Regions from separate parts of the Homo sapiens genome. Here region 2 is linked to region 1. A link is a loop called in an ENCODE intact Hi-C map of the cell type or tissue named here. Cell type or tissue: transverse colon. All regions are shown on one strand. Each heading gives the region's core, and the rest is flanking DNA. Links, peaks and the distances in the headings are about the cores only.

Evidence for each region. Hi-C counts contacts between places; a loop is a spot of excess contacts. Peaks named below come from ENCODE experiments on the same cell type or tissue, not always from the same donor. Only the 100,000 strongest peaks of a DNase experiment are listed, where the experiment ranks them.
Region 2: a loop joins it to region 1, with 5 times the contacts of the local background. A loop is called at or near these places in 106 of 110 quality-filtered maps.

What each region holds. Positions count from the first base shown.
Region 1 is chr12:110,515,035-110,521,538 of GRCh38, forward strand. RAD9B (RAD9 checkpoint clamp component B) reads left to right here. Exons shown (of 11, transcript NM_001286535.2): 6 at 16-122; 7 at 3,642-3,748; 8 at 3,840-3,904; 9 at 4,760-4,882. Among named protein-coding and RNA genes, the nearest start is that of RAD9B, 16 kb to the left of the region's middle. RefSeq lists a silencer at 255-498. In transverse colon, for the core only: no CTCF peak of the experiment used is centred there; no DNase peak of the experiment used is centred there.
Region 2 is chr12:110,587,596-110,594,099 of GRCh38, forward strand. No RefSeq gene overlaps it. Among named protein-coding and RNA genes, the nearest start is that of PPTC7, 7.5 kb to the left of the region's middle. RefSeq lists enhancers at 3,303-3,352, 3,373-3,422. In transverse colon, for the core only: no CTCF peak of the experiment used is centred there; a DNase peak (open chromatin) is centred at 4,130; H3K27ac peaks cover 2,666 bases.

The DNA.
Region 1 (6,504 bases), core at 449-5,448:
CTTTACATTTTATAGATTGCTTGCTGATGCCATTGTTCTTTTTACATCAAGTCAAGAGGAAGTTACTCTTGCTGTTACTCCACTGAATTTTTGCCTCAAGAGTTCTAATGAGGAATCAATGGGTAAAGATTGTATCTGAAATGGTGTTTTGATGGGTTATTACTTCCTGTCTCTCGATTACTAACCATACTGCAAATATTAGTGACATAATTTTATTCCTGTCTAAAAAGCAGTAAGATGTAGAAAGGTTGGAAAAAGCTTTAAGAGATCCAACAAGTTTAACACAATCAGCAATTAAAATATTTGGCTTTGAAATTCAGGGTGTTTTAAAACTAGGAGAATGGGGCCAGGTGCTGTGGCTCACGCCTGTAATCCCAGCATTTTGGGAGGCTGAGGCAGGTGGATTACCTGAGGTCGGGAGTTCGAGACCAGCCTGGCCAACATGGCGAAAACCCATCTCTACTAAAAATAAAAAAATTAGCTGGGTGTGGTGGCTCAGGCCTGTAATCCCAGCTACTCAGGAGGCTGAGGCAGGAGAATCGCTTGAACCCGGGAGGTGGAGGTTGCAATGAGCCAAGATTGCACCATTGCACTCCATTGCCTGGGCGACAGAGACTCTGTCTCAAATAAAAGAAAAAAGAAAATTTGCTACGGTCTTTTGGCACAACAAGCTGTTTGAGACTCTTTGACCTTAGATAATATGTTTTTGGTGACAGCAGTAAGGAGAGGATACAAAGGAAAGAACTATTATTTTAAAGTGAAAAACCAGGGCTTAAGTTGGGTCACATGACTTTTGTAGTGTTTGTGCCAGGTTCTGTTCTAAATAGTTTGCATTTATGAAGTCATTTGATCTTCATAACAACTCTAAGATGTATGTAGGTACTATTATTATCCCCATTTTACATATGAAGAAATTGAAAGCACATATAAAGCACATATGAAGCAGTTGGACACTTTGGGAGGCTGAGGCAGAAGGATCACTTGAGGGGAGTTACCAGCCTTGGCAACATAGTGACACCTCATCTTTACAAAACATAAGAAAAATAGCCAGGCATGGTGGTGCACACCTGTAGTGTCAGCTACTTGGTAGGCTAAGGTGGAAGGATTGCTTGAGCCCGTAAGTTTGAGACTGCAGTGAGCCATGATTGTGCCACTGCACTCCAGCCCAGGCAAGACAGCAAGATCTTGTCTCAAAAAAAAAAAAATTGAAGCACAGAGAAACTGTGGCTTGCCTGGTGTCACAAATTGCCTAGTGAAAGGGTCTGTTTTATGTACCATCATGCCATCTCTGAATAAAGATGGCCATTTAGTAGCCAGGAGAAACTGTCCCTTGTGAGTAGCTTTCTAATGAAGTTATAGTTGACTGGCAATCTAGTTGTTTAATCTTATTATTAAACTTCTTCTATGCTAGTATATTAGGAGTGACATGAGCCTTCTTGTTGGAGATGAATGTATATTTAAGACATTGTTTGATCCTTTAAAAAATATATCATTTGGCCGGGTGCGGTGGCTCACGCCTGTAATCCCAGCACTTTGGGAGGCTGAGGCAGGCGGATCATGAGGTCAGAAGATCGAGACCATCCTGGCCAACATGGTGAAACCCCGTCTCTATTAAAATACAAAAAATTAGTGGGGCGTGGTGGTGTGCACCTATAGTCCCAGCTACTTGGGAGGCTGAGACAGGGGATTAATCACTTGAACCTGGGAGGCGGTGGTTGCAGTGAGCCAAGATCACGCCACGGCACTCCAGCCTGGCGACAGAGCAAGACTCTGTCTAAAATAATAATAATAATAAATATGTATATATATATCACTCAATCTTTGTTCTTACTACTTATATAATTGATATTCATTGAAGAAAATTAAAAATACAAAAAAAATTTTTTAAGTCACCTGATATCCCACTATACAGAGATAAGCACTTTTAATAGTTGGGTATATCTCCTTCTATACTTTAGATCTCACAACAGGAGATTGAGTGAAGATAATGAAATACTATGAAACTATTAAAAGTAACATTGGCCAGGTACAATGGCTCACCCCTGTAATCCTAGTGCTTTGGGAGGCTGAGGCAGGATTGCTTGAGGCCAGGAGTTCAGACCAGCCTGGCCAACACAGCAAGATCCCATCTCTACAAAAATAAAAAATTAGCCAGGTATGGTGGCATGCACCTGTAGTCTATGCTGCAGCAGCTGAGGCAAGGGGATCACTTGAGCTCAAGATTTCAAGGTTGCAGGTGAGCTATGATCATGCCACTGTATTACAGCCTGGGCAACAGAGTGAGACCCAGTCTCAAAAAAAATTAATGGGCCGGGCGTGGTGGCTCATGCCTGTAATCCCAGAACTTTGGGAGGCCGAGGAGGGCTGATCACCTGAGGTCAGGGGTTTGAGACCAGCCTGGCCAACATGGTGAAACCCTTTCTCTACTAAAAATACAAAATTAGCTGGACGTGGTGGTGTGTGCCTATAGTCCCAGTTACTCAGGGGGCTGAGGCAGGAGAATCGCTAGAATCTGGCAGGTGGACCTTGCACTGAGTCGAGATCACACCACTGGACTCCAGCTTGGGCAACAGAATGAGACTCCATCTCAAAAAAAAAATAATAAAAACATTAAAGTAATGTTATATGTGTATGTATAAATACATTCCTCTCTCTCTGAGGGTATGTATCAGAGAGGTTTAATGAAGCAATTTTGTAGTGGAAAACACAAAACATTGACACACACACACACACACACACACACACACACACACACAAATAATTATAAAAATGTGCTTATTGACATGGAAAAATAGCCAAGATATATTGATATATTATTGGGTAGATTATGAAATGGTATGTAGGGTAAGATTGTACTTTCATTTAAAAATATGGCCAGGCGCAGTGGCTCACGCCTGTAATCCCAGTACTTTGGGAGGCTGAGGCGGGTGGATCACGAGGTCAGGAGATCGAGACCATCCTGGCTAACACAGTGAAACCCCATCTCTACTAAAAGAAATACAAAAAATTAGCCGAGTGTGGTGGTGGGCGCCTGTAGTCCCAGCAACTCGGGAGGCTGAGGCAAGAGAATGGCGTGAACCCGGGAGGCACAGCTTGCAGTGAGCCGAGATTGTGCCACTGCACTCCAGCCTGGGCAACAGAGTGAGACTCCGTCTCAAAAGAAAAAAAAAAAAAGTTAAAAATGTGCATGTAAGTGGCAGATGCCTGTAGTCCCGGCTATTCAGAAGACTGAGGCAGAGGATCACTTGAGCCCAGGAGGTCAAGGCTGCAGTGAGCTGTGATCATGCCACTGCACTCCAGCCTGGGCAACACAGTAAGACCCTCTCTCAAAAAGAAGAAAACAAAAAATTTATTAATTAACTTAGATAAGAAATCTGGTATTTAAACATAAACAGTTTAATTTATGTGAAATGGACTTATAGACCCTGAATCATTGGGTAGTTTAAGAGAAATGTAAAATATTAAATTTCTCTTTTGAACAAAGGCATTTAAAAATAGCATGCAGATATCAGGTGGGGAAGTTAGGGTACGTAGGGCAGGAGGAAATGGGATGGGATTTGGGAGACCAGAAAAATTCTTTTTTCCTCTAAATTCATCTCTGGAACTAATTTTATTCTTTATTTTCCCATAATATTAAACAGATTTGAGCAATGCTGTACACAGTGAGATGTTTGTTGGCTCAGATGAGTTTGACTTCTTTCAAATTGGAATGGACACTGAGATAACATTTTGTTTCAAAGAATTGAAGGTAAATAAAGATTTGTATCAATTTAAAATTCAAATTTTCACTGTAAGTTTTTATAAGGATTTTAAGTTTTTTTCTTCTTTTCTTTTTTCAGGGAATACTGACATTTTCAGAAGCTACACATGCTCCTATATCCATTTATTTTGATTTCCCTGGGAAGTAGGTCCTTGAGAATTTTTCTGAGCTTGTTTCTTTTGTTTTATATCAATAACAAAACCTTTTGGATCACTTTGAAATTAATTAACACCTCAGGAATACCTAAACTTTACTATTAATACTTATCAAACTAAAATTTTGAAAGATGCTAAAACATGGCATTTAAAATTTTCTTTTTTCTTTTTTCAGACGGAGTCTCACTCTGTCGCCCAGGCTGGAGTGCAGTGGCATGATCTCGGCTTACTGCAGGCTCTGCCTCCCGGGTTCAAGCAATTCTACTGCCTCAGCCTCCCAAGTAGCTGGGATTACGGGCGTCTACCACCATGCCTGGCTAATTTTTGTATTTTTGGTAGAGACGGGGTTTCACCATGTTGGCCAGGCTGGCCTTGAACTCCTGATTTCAAGAGATCCACCAGCCTCGGCCTCCCAAAGTGCTGGGATTACAGGCGTGAGCCATAGCACCCGGCCTACTGTTTGTTGTTGTTGTTGTTGTTGTTGTTGTTGTTGTTGTTGAGATGGAGTTTTGCTTTTGTTGCCCAGGCTGGAGTGCAATGGTGCAATCTCAGCTCACTGCAACCTCCGCCTCCCAGGTTCAAGTGATTCTTCTGCCTTAGCCTCTTGAGTAGCTGGGATTACAGGCATGCACCATCATGCCCGGCTAATTTTTTTTTTGTATTTTTAGTAGAGACGGGGTTTCTTCATGTTGGTCAGGCTGGTCTCAAACTCGCAACCTCAGATGATCCACCCGCCTTGGCCTCCCCTGTTTCTTTTTAGTCCAGAATTAAGTATCATTTCTAATGTGTTTCTAATGTCCATCAGAAAATGAGTGTCACTGTTGCTCTGACTTGGCTTTTTTAGACCTCTGGCTTTGAGTATTGATGATATGTTAGTGGAAGCTAACTTTATTTTGGCCACATTAGCTGATGAACAAAGTAGAGCATCTTCACCACAGTCACTGTGTCTTTCACAGAAACGAAAAAGGTAAGACTGTGTTTTAACTTCTTTATTACTTGGGACAAGCCATCATAATCTTATTTTGAAATAATTCACTTGCATTCACTTAGGAAACAATTGAGGAGTGAAATATTAGTTAACAAATTTTGACTGAATACAGAAGAGCTGTAGTGAAACTTACCTGTAGCATAGAAACATCACCAATCTCGTGTCAGATATTTGCTTTTTCTGTTCTGACCAGAATTGAACAAGACTGTCTGGTTTATCTGTGTTGTTTCCCAGAACTCAATTCCAATTTTTAGTTTTTGTTGTTGTTGTTGTTGTTGTTATTGTTTTAGACAAGGTCTCACTCCCATTGCCCAGGCTTGAGTGCTCTGGCGCAATCTCAAGTCACTGCAGCCTCCATTTCCCTGGCTCAAGTGGTCCTCCCACCTCAGCCTCCCAAGTAGCTGGGACTATAGGCATGTGCCACCACACCCAGCTAATTTTTTGTATTTTTTTTTGTAGAGACAGGGTTTCACCATGTTGCCCAGGCTGGTCTCAAACTTCTGGGCTGAAGCCATCCACCTGCCTCAGCCTCCCAAAGTGCTGGGATTACAGGTGTGAGTCACCACATCGGGCCTTTAGTTTTTTTTTTTGTTTTTTTTTAGGGGTAATATAGTGTTTTCACAGGAAAGTCTATATTCACTTCCTAGAACTTTTGCTCAGATATAGGGATAGCCATTGCTTTCTTGCTTTCTTTTTTTTTTTTTTTTTTGTTGTTTTTTTTTTGTTTTTTTGAGACAGAATCTCACTCTGTTGCCCAGGCTGGAGTGCAGTGGCATGATCTCAGCTCACTAAAACCTCCACCCCCTGGGTTCAAGCAATTCTCCTGCCTCAGCCTCCCTAGTCGCTGGGATGACATGTGTGCACTAACACGCCTGGCTAATTTTTGTGTTTTTAGTAGAGACGGGGTTTCACTATGTTGGTCAGGCTGGTCTCGAACTCCTGACCTTGTGATCTGCCCGCCTCAGCCTCCCAAAGCGCTGGGATTACAAGCATGAGCCACTGCGCCTGGCTTTTTTTTCTTTCTTAATTTCTTTTCTTTTGGGGGAAGAATGATGCTTTATTGTAAAAGTTATTTCAGGAAATTTGGAAAATAGAGAAAAGTACAAAGAAGAAAATAAAACTTACTCATAATTGCATCACCCAGAGATAGCCACTGTAACATTCTGGCTCACTGCATTTTCTTTCAGACTTAATTTTGTGTATACTTGTATTTTCAAATTTTTTAAAAAAATTTTTTGAGACAGGGTCTCACTCTGTCACCCAGGCTGGAGTGCAGTAGCACAGTCATAGCTCATCATAGTCTCAACCTCCCAGGCTGAAGCATTCCACCTCAGCCTCCTGAGTAACCAGGACTACAGGCACCTGCCACCACACCCAGCTAATTTTTGTGTTTTTTGTAGAGATCGGGTTTTACCATGTTGCCCAGGCTGGTCTCTTAACTCCTGGGCTCAAGCAGTCTACCTGCCTCGGCCTCCCAGAGTGCTAGGATTACAGATGTGAGCCACTGCACCCGGCCTATCCTTGTATTTTAAAACAAGATTAGGATCATAGAGCATATGCGGTTTTGGTATTGTGGGTGTGTTTCAATATCACTGATAATG
Region 2 (6,504 bases), core at 1,018-6,017, 73 kb after region 1:
AATCGCTGAACTATACACTTTAAAAAGGTGAATATGGCCGGGCATGGTGGCTCATGCCTGTAATCCCAGCACTTTGGGAGGCCGGGGCAGGAGGATTGCTCGAGTCCAGGAGTTCAAGACCAGCCTGGGCAACATAGTGAGACCTCTTCTCAATAAAAAATCAAAAAATTCCTGTAATCCCAGCACTTTGGGAGGCTGAGGCGGGCAGATCACGAGATCAGGAGATCGAGACCATCCTGGCCAACATGGTGAAAACCCGTCTCTACTAAAAAATACAGAAAAAATTAGCTAAGCATGGTGGCCCGTGCCTGTAATCCCAGCTACTAGGGAGGCTGAGGCAGGAGAATCACTTGAACCAGGGAATCAGAGGTTGCAGTGAGCCAAGATTGCGCCACGGCACTCCAGCCTGGCGACAAAGCGAGATTCCATCTAAAAAAAAAATTTGGCTGAGTATACTGGTGCACATCTACAGTCCCAGCTACTTGAGAGGCTGAGGTGGGAGGATTGCTTGAGCATGGGAGGTCAAGACTGCAGTGAACTGTGATCGTGCCACTGCACTTCAGCTTAGGCAGCACAAGTGAGACCCTGTCTCAAAAAACGGGGTGGGGGGATGAATATTATGTGATTTATATCTCAATTAAAAAATAATTTAGTGCCAGGCATGGTGGCTCATGCCTGTAATTCCAGCACTTTGAGAGGCCGAGGTGAGCGGATTACCTGAGGTCAGGATTTCGAGACCAACCTGGCTAATATGGTGAAACCCTGTCTCTACTAAAATATAAAAATTAGCCAGGTGTAGTGGTGGGCGCCTGTAATCTCAGCTACTCGGGAGGCTGAGGCAGGAGAATCACTTGAACCCAGGAGGCGGAGGTTGCAGTGAGCTAAGTTCATGCCACTGCACTCCAGCCTGGGCGACAGAGTGAGACTCTGTCTCAAAAAAATAATAAGAAGAATTTAGGACCTAATGCAGGGGGTCTTATATGCTAAGCTGAGGCTACTTAATGCTGGAGACAGCAAGGGGTCACCAAATGCCTTTAATATGCCAAATAATAATAGTGGTAATGATAATAACAAGAATAAGAGCAATGGAGCCCATGGGTTAAGCATGTACCATGTGTTTTGCCTGCATCCGCATCCTCTTCTCTTTTTTTTTTTTGAGACAGAGTCTCACATTGTTGCCCAGGCTGGAGTGCAGTCATGCGATCTCAGCTCACTGCAACCTCCACCTCCCGAGTTCAAGTGATTCTCCTGCCTCAGCCTCCTGAGTAGTTGAGACTACAGGCGTGTGCCACCATGCCTGGCTAATTTTTGTGTTTTTAGTACAGACAGGGTTTTCCCATGTTGGCCAGGCTGATCTCAAACTCCTGGCCTCAAGTGATCTGCCCACCTCAGCCTCCCAAAGTGCTGGGATTACAGGTGTGAGCCACCACACACCTGGCCTGCATCCTCTTCTCTGATCACTTTTTTTTTTTTTTTTTGAGACAGAGTCTTGCTCTGTGGCCAGGCTGGAGTGCAATGGCGTGATCTCGGTTCACTGCAACCTCCACCTCCTGCGTTCAGGTGATTCCCCTGCCTCAGCCTCCTGAGTAGCTGGGACTACAGGCACATGCCACCACGCCCAGCAAATTTTTTTTTTGTATTTTAGTAGAGATGGGGTTTCACCATGTTGGCCAGGATGGTCTCGACCTCCTGACCTCGTGTTCTACCTGCCTCGGCCTCCCAAAGTGCTGGATTTACAGGCATGAGCCTCCGTGCCTGGCCTGATCACCTATTTAAATCACCCAATAGTGCCATCTGCATTTTTCTTCATAACACATAGTGCTTATTTATTTTGTTGAATGTTTGTCTCCTCCCTGACTAAATGATAAATGCCACGAGAGCAGGAAATTTTGTCTGTTTTATTCATGACTTTAGGCCAGATGCAGTGGCTCACGCCTGTAATCCCAGTATTTTGGGAGGCGGAGGCAGGAGGATCACTTGAGGCCAGGAGTTCAAGACCAGCCTGGACAATATAATGAGACCCTGTCTGTACAAAGAAAAAAAAAAAAACCCAAAAACTGGCCAGGTGTGGTGGCATACACCTGTAGTCCTACTCAAGAGGCTGAGATGGGAGAATCACCTGAGCCAGGGGAGGTGGAAGTTGCCATGAGCTGTGATCATACCAGTGTACTCCAGGCTGGGCAACAGAGTGAGGCCTTGTATAAAAAAGAAAAAAAAAAAAGACTTTATATGGTGTCCAAAATAATGTCTGGCATATAATAGGTGCTAAATAAATAACCTAACAAGTGAATGCTGTTGAATACAAGAACCTGGGAAATCACATGTAACAAGCAACAAGCTGAAGAAAGCGTTGAGTAATATATTCAACTCGCTAGGCAGAGCTGGGCTGAACTGGAGAAGTGTCCCTGAGACACTTAATGCCTTCACTGCAAAGCCCTTTCGAAGTCACTAACCTTTGGCTGTTCTTTCCCTTTAACTCATCTTGCTTTGCGTCATGTGTGATGGTCATGTTTTTCCCCCCTAGAATCCATTCTCCTGCTTCTCTGATTATTGTATTTTGATTTTCCTTGGAGGAACAATCCAACACCCCCTAGGTTCATGCAGTTTATGTGGAACTGGACCAGGGCTCCAAGGATGAACATGTGGCCTAGGTCTGGCCAATCACAGCATTATATTCTGTTGCTAGCAGTGGTTGGTCCAGAGAGAAGGCACATGACCCAAGCCAGACCAAGGAAACTTCATTATGGGATTTTGCTGAAAGTGTTAGGAAGGAGAAATTATCACCAAGGTTTGTTTCTAAGCTGGTAGAATGCAAGCTTGGAGCTGCTGATGGCCATTTTTTTCTTTTCTTTTGTTGTTGTTGTTATTGTTGAGATGGAGTCTTGCTCTGTTGCCCAGGCAGGAGTGCATTAGTGCGATCTTGGCTCACTGCAACCTCGCCTCTCGGGTTCAAGCAGTTCTCCTGCCTCAGTCTCCCAAGTAGCTGGGATTACAGGCAGCTGCCACCACGCCTGGCTAATATTTGTATTTTTAGTAAAGATGGGGTTTTACCATGTTGGCCAGGCTGGTCTTGAACTCCTGAACTCAAGTGATCTGCCCATCTCAACCTCCCGAAGTTCTGAGATTACAGGTGTGAGCCACCGTACCCGGTCTGATGGCCATTTTTGCTGATACTTGGGAAGAACCAGCCTGAGAATGAAGTCAATACAGAGAGAAGCAGAGCCTAGAGATGGTAAGAAACAGAGGCCTGGTAAATGTCAATCAAACCCTGAATCCAGCTTTGCCTGAGGGAGGATCAGTCTCTGAACTAATATGAGTTCCCTATGTTGCTTTAGCCACTTTGATTTTGCCTTGTAATGCAGTGAATTCTAACAAACACATCACGTGATCCAAGTACCATGACTACAGTTACTAAATCAAAAACAAATCCCGAAACCAAAAGCAACTGTTTGAAGGGAACTTATCCTCTACTTACTTATATAAGCAGAGAGGGAACTTCCGCTTTTCAATAGAGAAGCTACTGAAGGAAAACTCATCCCTTTCTCTGGTACCTCCATGAGTGAGGAGTGATTTGCCTAATAGTGGGTTTGGGAGAAGATGCTGAGTTTGTTGCCTGGTCCCTTTCTCTTTTTTTCTTTTTGCTATGGCCTGACCTTTAGACACTGCTGTTTTCCTCCTTCACCATGAGGAGCCTGTCCCTGTGAAAGACATTTGCAGTAACCCAGCCTGTGGCTGGGTAAATTAGTTTAATCCAGAGGGAAATTGCATGCACCACTAAAGCCACATTCTCCAATCAGCCTTATCCAGAAAACAAACTCTAGAGCTCTAGTTTCCTGATTCATATATCTTTTTCTCAGTGGATTTGGAATTTGGAAAGGCTAAGGAGGGTGCAATTAATTATCAGCCCCATGAAACCCCAACATGTTAATTTACATATTTTCTTTAGAAAACTTTGAGAGGCAGTCCTGTGGAGATCAAATTTCTGGTGTTGTCAGGGCTCCAGGCTTAAAGGTAATTACGGGTCAAGTGTGTTCCTGACCTGGGTAGTTTGTGACAGTTACAGTGGTTCCACAGGATTTTAACTGGCTGGAGCCTGAGTACAAGGGCCTCTAGGGCAGGCCTTGACCTAACTCATGTGAGTACAGCCTTGACCTCAGCAGGCAGGCGGGACAGGGATTCGATTATTGGGGGAAAAGTCTTTCTGTCCCAGAGCAGGCTTACCTTCAAAAGGGCAGAACTTTAGTTTACCAACCTGTAGACTCCGGCGGGTAGATTTTTGCTTTTTGTAATACCTCTTTAAGCAACACTTGCGGCTGGGCAAGTTGACTTTGATTTGTGAATTGCATGAACTTTGATCACGGTTTAGCATTTGGAGAGCTCAGACTCTGGCTTTACCCATAGAATGGGGGTATATTTTATTAGTGAAAACAAATGAAAAGAACAGGGCCCTTATTGTATAGGAGATATGCTTCTTTGCGGGTGGAGGTAGATAAATTGAATGAAGACCCATAAGATAAGAAAACAGTGAGGCTTATGCCTTGAAACTTTTGTTTCTGAGAAACAGGTTTGCTTGAGAAATCAAGGAGGACCTGGACCTGGGTTGTTTGGTTTTGTTTTTTTGTGGGTTTTTTTTTTTTGAGCCAGGGTCTTACTCTGTTGCCCAGGCTGGAGTGCATGGAGTGCACGGTGCGATCTTGGCTCACTGCAACTTCCACCTCCCAGGTTCAAGCAATCCTCCCGCCTCAGCTTGGCAAGTAGCTGGGACTACAGGCGTGAGCCACCAACACTTGGATTTTTTTTTATTTTTTGTAGAGACAGGGTTTTACCATGTTGGCCAGGCTGGTCTTGAACTCCTGAGCTCAAGCAGTCCGCCTGCCTCAGCCTCCCAAAGTGCTGGGATTACAGGTGTGAGCCACCGTGGCCAGCCTGGGTTGTGTGTGGTTTTTTTTTTTTTTTGAGATGGAGTCTCACTCTGTCACCCAGGCTGAAGTGCAGTGGTGCAATCTTGGCTCACTGCAGCCTCCGCCTCCTGGGCTCAAGCGATTCTCATGCTTCAGCCTCCCGAGTAGCTGGGGTTACAGGCATGTGCCACCACACCCAGCCAATTTTTAAAAATTTTTAGTAGAGACAGGGTTTCACCATGCCTCCGCTGCTGAAAGTGCTGGGATTACAGGCATTAGCCACCGCACCTAGCCTGGGTTGTGTTTTAAAATATGCTTCTGGGCTGGGCATGGTGGCTCATGTCTGTAATCCCAGCACTATGGGAGGCCAAGGTTGGTGGATCATCTGAGATCGGGTGTTTGAGACCAGCCTGGCCAACATGGTGAAACCCCATCTCCACTAAAAATACAAACATTAGCTGGGTGTGGTGGTGGCGCATGCCTGTAATCCCAGCTACTTGCGAGGCTGAGGCAGGAGAATCCCTTGAACCCAGGAGGTGGAGGTTGCAGTGAGCTGAGATTCAGCCAGCCTGGCCTGGGCAACAAAGTGAGACTCCGTCTCTAAATAAATAAATAAATAAATAAATAAATAAATAAATATAAAAAAAATATGCTTCTGTTGTGCTACCAGAACAGAACCAGCAGAAGAGTGAAAGACAAATAAAGGAAGATCTGCTGACTAAACTGGAGGAGGGTGGGATTTTTTTTTAAAAAAAACATGATCTTGCTCTATCACCCAGGCTGGAGTGCAGTGGCCCGATCATAGCTCACTGCAGCCTCAAACTCCTGGGCTCAAGCAATCCTCCCACCTCAGTCTCCCAAAGTGCTGGGATTACAGGGATCTTTTATAAAGAGCTAGAACTGTGATCTTAGTAGACAAGCCAAACAGATGTGGAAGAGAAGTGAATTTTTGAAGGCTTAACTAGGGGGATATATATATATATATATATACATATATGTATATATATATATATATATATTTTTTTTTTTTTTTTTTTTTGAGATGGAGTTTCACTCTTGTTGCCCAGGCTGGAGTGCAATGACACGATCTCGGCTCACCACAACCTCCGCCTCCCGGGTTCAAGCAATTCTCCTGCCTCAGCCTCCCGAGTAGCTGGGATTACAGGTATGCACCACCACACCCAGCTAATTTAGGATTTTTAGTACAGACGGGGTTTCTCCATGTTGGTCAGGCTGGTCTCAGGTGATCCACCTGCTTCAGCCTCCCGAAGTGCTGGGATTACAGGCGTGAGCCACCGCGCCCAGCCCGCTAGGTAGATATTAAGAGAAGAGACCCACAAATATACAACAACTTGAAAGGAAGTTGCAGTAATATTACAAATTACGGGAAAAAATAATATACATATATTTTGAGACAGTGTTTTACTCTGTCACCCAGGCTGGAGTGCAGTGGTGCAGTCTCGGCTCACTGTAGCCTCTACCTCCCAAGCTCAAGTGATCCTGCCACCTCAGCCTCCTGAGTACAGGAACTACAGGTGTGTGCCAACACACCTAGCTAACTTTCTTTTTTTTTGAGATGGAGTCTCACTCTGTCACCCAGGCT